Linked DNA regions of Homo sapiens: regions 2 and 3 are each linked to region 1. The links are chromatin contacts, found by Hi-C or POLR2A ChIA-PET in ENCODE. All regions are on one chromosome and are shown on one strand. The core of a region is the stretch at or near the end of the contact, and the rest is flanking DNA. Distances in the headings are between cores, read along the strand shown. Region 1 has its middle 28 kb from the start of SUB1. Region 2 has its middle 37 kb from the start of GOLPH3. Region 3 has its middle 19 kb from the start of MTMR12.

Evidence for each region. A loop is a pair of places that touch in the nucleus more often than their neighbours do. ChIA-PET counts read pairs that join two places held with the same protein, here RNA polymerase II (POLR2A). Pooled maps may share reads with other maps.
Region 2: a loop to region 1 is called in a pooled map, with 4 times the contacts of the local background. The contact joins two enhancer-like sites. A Hi-C loop is called at or near these places in 2 of 168 maps with a recorded cell type or tissue (K562 and psoas muscle) and 6 of 50 pooled maps. POLR2A ChIA-PET finds 5 or more read pairs at or near these places in 3 of 52 experiments (A673, PC-9 and activated CD4-positive, alpha-beta T cell).
Region 3: a loop to region 1 is called in a map of HCT116, with 14 times the contacts of the local background. The contact joins two enhancer-like sites. A Hi-C loop is called at or near these places in 6 of 168 maps with a recorded cell type or tissue (Caco-2, HCT116, K562 and 3 more), 17 of 37 single-sample maps with no recorded cell type and 16 of 50 pooled maps. POLR2A ChIA-PET finds 5 or more read pairs at or near these places in 2 of 52 experiments (GM10248 and Panc1).

What each region holds. Positions count from the first base shown.
Region 1 is chr5:32,611,553-32,615,122 of GRCh38, forward strand. No RefSeq gene overlaps it. Among named protein-coding and RNA genes, the nearest start is that of SUB1, 28 kb to the left of the region's middle. Within about 2 kb of position 1,704, at least 3 of the 41 ENCODE cell types and tissues checked have a DNase peak (open chromatin) inside an H3K27ac peak, as active enhancers do.
Region 2 is chr5:32,209,680-32,213,249 of GRCh38, forward strand. No RefSeq gene overlaps it. Among named protein-coding and RNA genes, the nearest start is that of GOLPH3, 37 kb to the left of the region's middle. RefSeq lists a silencer at 1,926-2,085. Within about 2 kb of position 1,557, at least 5 of the 41 ENCODE cell types and tissues checked have a DNase peak (open chromatin) inside an H3K27ac peak, as active enhancers do.
Region 3 is chr5:32,330,114-32,333,683 of GRCh38, forward strand. No RefSeq gene overlaps it. Among named protein-coding and RNA genes, the nearest start is that of MTMR12, 19 kb to the left of the region's middle. Within about 2 kb of position 1,743, at least 7 of the 41 ENCODE cell types and tissues checked have a DNase peak (open chromatin) inside an H3K27ac peak, as active enhancers do.

The DNA of each region.
Region 1 (3,570 bases), core at 454-2,953:
TAATAAATTTTACTCCTTGAATTGGCATAATTCGAGTGTGTCTTTTCAGGTTGGGAGCTTGACTAATAATGGACAAATAAGATTAGCAGAGACAACTATTACGGATTAGGATTAAAAACCTCTGTTACCTAGTTCTGTAGATTAAAGTCAAAGATGAATGTCTTCAAACTTTGTGCAAAAGAACTTCACTTGGTTATTTTTAATGTGTTTGGTCTTTCTTGCCCTATGAGGCCTCTAAAAACAGTCATGGCAGTGACCAGAAACAACTGTTAAAATCATCAACTAGCAAAAAAATCCAAGAAAGAAGGGATCTTCACAGTTTGACCCCCCGATTTAATAGGCAAACTTGTATCTATTCCAAGGCTACATGATCTCTTTGTGTTGTCTCACTACCAAAGATGATCAAGATTATCAGTAGGAACATGAGGTTATTGGCAATAACTAGGGCTACTGCCTATCTCCACGCAGGGATGATTTCCAGTGGCTGCTGTTCCACTGCATTCTCCTTGACAGAGTGGGTATTCATTCCTAGCACGTTCAACCCCAAGCAAAACAAGGTCAGAGTTGGATGGGGAGATTTACAAGTTTTTGAGGACTTGGGCTGACAAACTTGAAGAATGGCCAGAGCAAACTCTCGAGGCAGGTACACAAGTTGGAAATCAGACTTCTAGTCACAAGTGGCAGGCCTGGAAACCTTGACAAGTCATCTCAAGGGATGATGTCGACCTTGGCCGTAGACAGGTCTGCATTCTTGATGTCAACCTTGGCCATAGGTCTGCATTCTTGTGGTCTGCCCTTGGCCATAGACGGGTCTGCATTCTTCTTGCTGTCTGCCCCAGTGGTGCAAAAGTCTTAGAGGGGGAAGAACGTATTGAAAGCTAAAGGCTTTGACAATTTATGTGTTGGTGATAAGCTGGTCTTTGTTAGCACTGTCCTAGTGAGGCTGAAGGAATAAGTTTCTCTGCTGAACTTTCACATAGGTTGTAGCTGTGGCAGGGCTCATCAGGGTTGGATTCTCAGATCTCTTAATGGAAAGCTTTGATATATTTCATGTGTGTTTTTAAATAGCATTCAATGTATGTTTAAATATAGGAGTGTCCTGTGAGTGGCTCCCGGGGAGCAGCCGGAAGTGTTGTACTCGGCTGTCTATTGTGTGTGGGAGAGTCTTTCTGTTGACTGTGGATCTCATATTTATGAGGACTGCATGCAAGGATTGCCTCTCGAGGTCTCGTTTATAGATTGATATCAGCCAGGTATTTTTCAGAATTCTGTTCTGCCATTCCACTGCCCTCCTGATTCTGGGAGATGTGGGCATTGAAAAGACTTTGTAGATTTCCTTTATAATTTGGCCCGGATGTGGTTGGCTCCTGTCACTATTATTGAACAAAGGCTCTCAAATAGTCTTCTTGATATAACAATAGTTGTAACAGCTTTGGTGTTTAGAGATTACTTCTATTCAGCTGGGAAGCCTCCCAACAATAGGCAAAACATGAAAATGTCTTCATTTGTGTAAGTCAACTTCAATTATTTATAGATGTCCCCTACAAAGGAGAGTGAGTTGCCTTCTCTGTGGACTTGATAGATAGGAAAGGTCTGACAATTCTGCCCGTCTACACTGGAAAAGCGCCTTATCACTTATACACTGCCAAGCGCCTTATGACCAGCGTGCCATTGCAAAGATCACGCAACCAGCCAGGAAGAAGATCCTTGGGCGCCACCTAGTGTCCATCTCGGGAATATCAAAGGCGACTGCATTGCTTCTCAAATTGTGGTTATTTCCAATGGGTTGTGGATCACTACTTTTGTTAAATACAAATAAATGATTAGAAAAGCGTATAAAAATACAAAATACAAGTCTGAATGTTTTATTATTAGATTTAGCAATAATATTTTAATAAATCAAAAAACGTGAAGAAAAAGTAAAAACTGCACAATGTTCATTATCAGTATAAACAAAACTAAACAAAGAGTGAAATGGTGGAAATAGCCATTGAAATACCCACATTAAATACCTAGACTAGTTTTGAACAACATGATATATATCAATATTTAGTTTTTAATGTGATAAATGAACTTGTTTCTTGTTAAAACTTAACTAGATTGAGTTGATGACAGTCACAGGGGATAGTGTCTATCTAAACTGTTTCTATGTTTTGTTTTAATAATATGTATAGTAAATAAACCAGCTCACAGGGAAATATTATCAAGGGTGGGGGAAGATACTTTATTTTATTTTTTGAAACAAGGTCTCACTCTGTCACCCAGGCTGGAGTACAGTGGCTTGGTCATAGCTCACTATAGTCTTGAACTCCTAGGCTCAAGTGATTCCCCCACCTCAGCCTCCCAAGTAGCTGGAACTACAGATGCATGCCATCATTGCTTTTTTTTTTTTTGACTTTTTGTAGAGATGGGGGTCTTGCTATGTTACCTGGACAGGTTTTGAGCTCCTGGGCTCAAGCAATTCCCCAGCCTTGGCCTCCCAAAGCGTTAGGATTACAGGTGTGAGCCACCATGCTCAACCAGGATATTAATTTTTAACTTTTATATAAAATAAAGTGAGGCTATATTTTCTAGTATTTTTCTTCAATCCTTCATAAATAGCCAACTCTAACAATTGGCTGAGCATGGCCAATTGGAATGCCATCAGTGAAGTATTTCCAAAAGCACTATTCTAAACACAATCCAAACTTGATTTCTTCAACAGTGGGATTGTGAGTTTACCAGGAACATGAAGAAAGGTTATCTGGCAGTGTTAGTGCACATTTGGTAGCGTTTGTTAGTGTTAGTGTTAGTGCAGGCTAATACTCACTATGTGCATGGAGGCTTCATAGGTCCAGTCGGCGGGCGTGGACTTCAAATAATCTCCACCTCCCGGGTTCAAGCGATTCTCCTGCCTCATCCTCCAGAGTAGCTGGGATTACAGGTGTGTGCCACCTTGCCTGGCTAATTTTTGTATTTTTAGTAGAGATGGGGTTTCGCCATGTCGGCCAGGCTGGTCTCAAACTCCTGGGCTCAAGGGATCCACCTGCCTCAGCCTCCCAAAGTGCTGGGATTACAGGCGTGAGTCACCGCGCCTGGCCAAGTTCTTTTTGTTTTGAAATAACTTCAGACTTTAAAGAAAAGTGTAGAAACAGTACAAAGGATTTCTGTAAGTACTTCACTCAAATTCCTACTTCACTCAAATTGTTAATATCTTATGTAACCACAGTACAATTATCAAATGCAGGAAACTAACATTGATACAATTATCTAATGGTACCAATTTTACAACTGTCCCACCAGTATCCTCATTTTTGGTCTCAGATCCAATCCAGAATCTCCCATTGTGTGTTTTTTTTTTTTTTTTTTTTTTTTTTTTTGAGATGGAGTCTCACTCTGTCGCCCAGGCTGGAGTGAAATGGCAGGATCTCGGCTCACTGCAACCTCCACCTCCAGTTTTCAAGAAATTCTCCTGCCTCAGCCTCCTGAGTAGCTGGGATTACAGGCACTCGCCAATGTGCTCAGCTAATTTTTTGTATTTTTAGTAGAGACGCGGTTTCACCATGTTGGCCAGGCTGGTCTTGAACTCCT
Region 2 (3,570 bases), core at 307-2,806, 400 kb before region 1:
GTTTGTTTTTTCTTTGATGCAGGGTCTTGCTCTGTTGCCCAGCTGGAGTGCAGGGGCGTGATCACAGCTTACTGCAGCCTTGACCTCCCGGGCTCAAGCAATCCTCCTGCCTCAGCCTCCTGAGTAGCTGGTTCTGTAGGCATGCACCACTTTGCCCAGCTATTTTTTAAATTTTTTGTAGAGATGAGATCTCCCTGTGTTGCCCAGACTGGTCTCAAACTCCCGGGTCAGGTGATCCTCCTCCCTTGACCTCTGAAAGTTCTGGGATTACAGGTGTGAGCCACCACGCCTGGTCTCCATCCTGTTGTAATAAAATGTTATAATAAAAAGAAACCCCATCTCTACTAAAAATACATACGTGGAGGTATGTGTTCAGGTATTTGGACTCCCAGATGAACAATCTGTAACATTTGGAGGTAGGAGGCTCCCTTTGTTTGGAATATGCCTACCCCCCTCCGGTATACCTTTGCCCTGCCTATGATCTGTGAGTTAGAGTTAATTATGCATGAAAAGAGACTGAAGAGACTCAGTGGGTGTCCAGGTCTAGGAAATGCAGCTGAATAGAGCAGCAGTGCTGTGGGACCACCAGGTCCACTGTGCTTCCAAGACTTTGTTCTGAATAGTCTTGGGGCCCAAGCTCGGTGTGGAGAGGGTGAATGAAGGATGGGTGGTTTGGGCAGGGGAGAAGAAATGCACTTGGCACGAAAACTGCTGAGAGGACATTCCGTGAACCCCCTGGGGGGGGTGGCTTGGCAAGTCATTTCACCCCTCTGGGCTTGAGTTTATCCTCTCTAAAATGACATGGTTGAAGAAGATACTCTCTACATTTTGTGACTAGTAGAGAGAATTTGTGAGACCACTAATTAAGAATGAGTGTATTATCCAGCCTGGCCAACATGGTGGAAACCTATCTCTACTAAAAATAGAAAAATTAGCCAGGCATGGTGGTGCACAACTGTAATCCCAGCTACCCGGGAGGCTGAGGCAGGAGGATCACTTGAACCCAGGAGGTGGAGGTTGCAGTGAGCTGAGATCGAGCCACTGCACTCCAGCCTGGGTGACAGGGAGAGACTCCATCTCAAAAAAAAAAAAAAAGTATGAGTTTAGGTGTTTAAAAATGAGAGGTAGAAATAAATGCTGATTTACAATGTTATACACAATTTATAAGATTTTAAAGATTTTTTTTCTAATTTTGATAAAGTTCCATGTTGTTGTGAAGACTATTGCTTTGTAAATAGTGTGGGGGGTACGTGTGTGTGTGTGGACAGTACATGTACTCTTCTGTACACACACGCACATGCACACCACACATGATTACCATGGAAGCCGCCATGTCAGTGCGCCATGATTCTGCCCGTGTGCAGGTGACTGCCTCAGGGCTGTGTACTTATCCCAGCTGAGACACTCTCAATCCTTACTCTGGAGATTTAGATCTGAAAGTCCCAGGGTTATAAATTTTTAAGTCAGGGGCTTTAGGATGCACATTTTCCCTCACTTGGACCAGAGAAAACTGATCCAGAGAGAAAGTGGGGAGGAAACAGAGTAAACAAACTGAGAGGAGCCCCTGAGATGGAGAAAGAACGTAGGCAGCATTTGCATTTCTGGTTCCAGTAACTGGGGAGGCCCTGCTATTTCCTGTCATTGAGTTTCTGAGATAGAACAGGATCCTTATGACAACTTCCCCCTTTGGTTAAAGCACAATCAATTTGGGTTTCTCTCTTTCGCAACCAAAGGGAAAAAAATCAATAGCTAACTCACAAGTTCATTGTAGGGAAAAAGTTCAATTAAAAAATATATAAAGAGGCCGAGTGTGGTGGCACATGCCAGTAATCCCAGCACTTTGGGAGGCTGAGGCGAGTGGATCACTTGAGGTCAGGAGTTTGAGACCAGCCTGGCCAACATGGAGAACCCCATCTCTACTAAAAATACAAAAATTAGCTGGGTGTGGTGGCAGGTGCCTGTAGTCCCAGCTACTCAGGAAGCTGCAACAGAAGAATAGCTTGAAACCGGGAGTCAGAGGTTGCAGTGGGCTGAGATTAAGCCACTGCACTCCAGCCTGGGTGACAGAGCGAGACTCCAACTCAAATAAATAAATATATATATATATATATATAACCCCAAATATATGAACATCTAATGTGTCAATAAAAATAAAATAATATATAAAAAGGAGAAAAAAATGACCAATAAATCCATTGCTTTGAGATAACTTATCTTAACATTTGGGAATGTTTTCCTGCTACTTTTCCATGCATTTATGTAAATTAAACTAGAATTTTGACTTTTTTTTTTTTTTTTTTTTTGGAGACAGAGTCTCACTCTGTGGCCCAGGCTGGAGTGCTGGAGTGCAGTGGCATGATCTCGGCTCACTGCAACCTCCACCTCCCGAGTTCAAGCAATTCTCCTCCCTCAGCCTCCCAAGTAGCTGGGACTACAGGTGCCCACCACCAGGCCTGGCTAATTTTTTGTATTTTTAGTAGAGACAGGGTTTCACTGTGTTGCCCAGGCTGGTCTTGAACTCCTGAGCTCAGGCAATCCACCCGCCTCGGCCTCCCAACGTGCTAGGATTGCAGGTGTGAGCCACAGCATCCGGCCATGATTTTTAAATTCATACTTTTTTCACTGAATATATTGTGGCAAGACATACTATTTGATTGCACAACAGGGTGACTATAGCCAATAATAACTTAATCGCACATTTTTAAATGAGTCTAATTGGATTGTTTGTAACACAAAGGATAACTGTTTGAGGGGATGGATAGCCCATTCTCCATGATGTGCTTATTTCACATTGCATGCCTGTATCAGAACATCTCAGCCGTGTGCGGTGGCTCATGCCTGTAATCCCAGCACTTTGGGAAGCCGAGGTGGGTGAATCACGAGGTCAGGAGATGGAGACCATGCTGGCTAACACGGTGAAACCCTGTCTCTACTAAAAATACAAAAAATTAGTTGGGCGTGGTGGTGGGCACCTGTAGTCCCAGCTACTCTGGAGGCTGAGGCAGGAGAATCACTTGAACTCGGGAGGTGGAGCTTGCAGTGAGCAGAGATCGCATCACTGCACTCCAGCCTGGGCAACAGAGTGAGACTCTGTCTCAAAAAAAAAAAAAAAGAAAAAAAAGAATATCTCATGTACTCCACAAATATATATACCTACTGTGTACCCACAAACATTTTTTAATGTAAAAAAAAGAAAATATTATGGACATTTTCTTATGTCAGTTAATATACCTCACAATATGATTTTTTTATTATTTTATTTTTATTTTTTTTTACAGTCTCACACTATTGCCTGGGCTGGAGTGCAATGGCACAATCTCAGCTCACTGCAACCTCTGCCTCCTGGGTTCAAGCGATTCTCCTGCCTCAACCTCCCAAGTAGCTGGGATTACAGGTGCCCACCACTACGCCTGGCTTATTTTTTGTATTTTTTAGCAGAGATGGGGTTTCACTATGTTGGCCAGGCTGGTCTCGAACTCCTGACCTTGTGATCCACCCACCTTGGCCTCCCAAAGTGCTGGGATTACAGGCGTGAGCCACTGCGCCTGGCCCACAATATAATTATTATGA
Region 3 (3,570 bases), core at 493-2,992, 280 kb before region 1:
TGCCCATCTCCCTGACTTGGGTCCCAGGGCTGGGCTTGTCCATTCCTTGGCAGGGAAGGTGCTTGGCTTGGAGGGTGCTAACTCAGGCCTGCCATCACTCCTTCCTGCTCCCGTGCAGCTCGCTGCTTCCTCAGAGATGCAGCTAAGTCCTTTCTCACCCTTTGGCTGGCTTATGCCATGTCCTTGAACCGGTGTGCTCATTTCCTCTGCTGGGCGGCCTCCCAGTTGCACCTTGGCTCTCTCTCCTAATTACTTGCTGTGTCTCACTTGAGGGCCGTGGAAAACTTGGGAGACATAGAGACAAGCTCTGCAGCACCTGGAAAGACCATGGCTCCATTTCAACCACTCCATACCATGCGTATGCATGTGTGTGTGTGTGTGCATGCAAGTATGTGTGTGCGTGCGTGTGTGGCAGGGTCGAGGGAGTTGGTCAGGAGGTCCATCAGCTACAAAACTCTCAGACAGAGGTGCAGGACTCAGGCCCCTTCTTCTCTCATATCCCCCAAATGACAGGCAAACTGTGGGGAGGTGATAAGTGGAATGACACTACCTCCTTCTCCCTGCGCTCTTTCCAGACCTGTCTCTCTCCTGGCTCAGAGCCCTCATGGTGCGTGTATGTGTATGTGTGCCTGGTCATGTTGGGAGGGAAGAGAGTTGGGATGTAGGAGAGGGAAGTAGCAGCTAGAAAAACCTGTTGTGCTCCCCATTTAAATTTCTCTTGACTCATTCCAGGATAATAGAGGTCAAGTTCAGGCATCTGACTTAGGGATGATCTCCATCCAGGAGGGAGGAATGAAGAAGCTTGTTGATGTCTCAAATTATTAAGATTGACACAATTAAATGCTTTACATGTCATTCAATCAAACAAAGGCTGCGCATCACAAATAAAAATAATGTGTTCTTCTGGATTTTATCTGAGATCAAAGCATGAAGTTTAGATCTGAGAATTTCTGGCTGGGCTGAGCTGATCAGGGAAGGGTGAGAACAACCAGGCTGTCTGTTCTTCAAGTTGAAGGAAGATGACACTGAGACAATCTTCTCTTCCTTCCAAATTTTGTTCAGGGCTGAATAGGGTTTGAAAACCTGGAAGAAGAATGAGAAGACGCCTCTTTTCCGCAGAGGAGGGCTGCTGGTGTTTGGAGCCTAATGATCTTAGAAAGAAGGAAGCTGTTGCTGACTTAGGGGTTGGGAGAACCTTCTCAAATAAAAACAGGCCAGGCGTGCCTCCCTGCTGGGATACTGGATCTTTGCTTAAAGTGCAGTTAGACCTGTTTTGGGCTTGGCTAACCGTTCCTACTCACTGAAGAGCTGAAGGGCTTATTGTTCAGGTGGCTGTAAAAGAACCCGGAGGTTGTGAAAGGCCCACTGTTTAATATTTGTAAAGGTCATCTGCCTCAAGGTTAAAATGTAATCAAACAATTTTTTTAAAAATCCTTTTTGTCCAAAGGTAAAAAAGAGAACATAAGGAATAGAAATTGTTAAGCTGCAAAGAAACATCTCTGTATTTTATAGACTAACTTTTCTGCTTGGGCGTTGTTCATGATCAGCCATTTCCCTGTCCCCCTACCTCCCTCCAGAACACTGGAGTCTATTCACCATTCATTCACCTGGCCTCTGGAACGGGTTCTGAGAGCAGCCAAGTACAGCACCAAACAAGGCAACCTCAGACACTGCAAATATCTTACACACGTTTAAGTTGTCTGAAAAGAAGTTTTATGGCTTAGCTGAACTGGGAGCCAGAAAGGGGGCGGGGAGCGGGAGGAGTCCATTTATTTTCTCACCTCATGTGAGACGACATCAACTGAAAAGAAAATGACAAGAGAAACTCAGTTTGGAACAACGTAGGGGCAGAGAAGTAATCCATTCATTTTTAGAAAGCTCTGTTCTCCTTTTTTACTGGTCTCTTCATGTCACCAAGACAACACCTTTCCCCATCCCAGAGGAAAGACTCTGTCACACTCGGTCAGAGAAGAAGCATCTCACAAAGGTCTGTGAGGCTGAACTCAGAAAAAAAGCAGGACATGCATATATGTGGGGAGGTGAGAGCAAGGACTTTGCTCTGGAGGTTACTGTTGGTTATAACACAGGGAGAAGTCAAAGACAAGACAAGAAGGACGGGTTGGAGCCACAGTTGATGGGGCTTTGAATACCATGCTAAAAAGTTTGCAATTTATCCTTAAGCATGTTGCAATTTATCCTTAGGATAAGTTTTACGCCTTTTAAATTTAAAGTTTATGTTATATTTTATTTTGAGACAATGTCTCACTATGTTGCCCAGGCTGGTCTTGAACTCCTGGCCTCAAGCCATCCTTCTGCCTCAACCTTCCGAATGGCTGGGACTTACAGGCATGCACTACTGTGCCCAGCTTACAGCTTTAAAAAAAAGAGAATTATTAAGTCATCATTATTTAAGAATTATTAATTAATTCACTATTAAGTAGGAAAAATAATTACAGAAATCCTAGAAACTAGATATTAGCAATTTTAATCAAATAGAAATCAAAATCCCAAAGAAAACAAGCCATAATCATACTACACAGGGTAAACACAAGAACATTTTGGGGAAGAGTGGTCTATATGTATATTCATGTCTATTCAAACAAAAAAGAATAATGATTTACACCTGTTTTTTTGTTTGGTTGTTTGTTTGTTTGTTTTGAGATGGAGTCTGGCTCTGTCATCCAGGCTGGAGTGCAGTGGTGCGAGCTTGGCTCACTGCAACCTCTGCCTCCCAGGTTCAAGCAATTCTCCTGCCTCAGCCTCCCGAGTAGCTGGGATTACAAGTGTGTGCCACCACGCCCGGCTAATTTTTTTATTTTTAATAGAGACGGGGTTTCGCCATGTTGGCCAGTCTGATCTTAAACTCCTGACCTCAAGCGATCCACCCACCTCGGCCTCCCAAAGTGTTGGGATTACAGGCGCGAGCCACCGCGCCCAGCCTACACCTGGTTTTATGACCTGATTTTTTTTCATCAAACATTATAAAGTAGATTTCTTCATGTGTTATTCGCCTACATAGTTATTTCGTCTTTTCCTGACCTAACATTCCTGAGGAGTTGACACATCTCATGAGTAACAGGGATTGAAAAAGGAATGATATTTAAAAATGAGGCACTCCCCTTTAATTAATTAATTAATTAATATATATACAGGGCCTCACTCTGTCATCCAGGCTGGAGTTTAGTGGTACAATCATGGCTCACTGCAGCCCCGACTTCTCGGGCTCAAGGGATCCTCACACCTCAGTCCCCCAGTAACCAGGACTATATGTTCATAAACCCATGCCCAGATAACTTTTAAAATTTTTGAAGAGATGACATCTCACTGTGCCCCCAGGCTGGTCTCAAACTCCTGGGCTCAAGCGATCCTCCTGCCTTAGTCTCCCAAAGTGCTGGGATTACAGGTGTGAGCCACCACACCCAGCCAGCACTCTCCTTTTGACTTACTGGTCTATATATTAATTTAGATGATTGGGCTGTATTTCATTAAAGTCCTTATGGGACAATTTCAATTGTTTTTAATGTTGCACACTTGCCAATAATGCTTCAGTATATATATATATATATATAC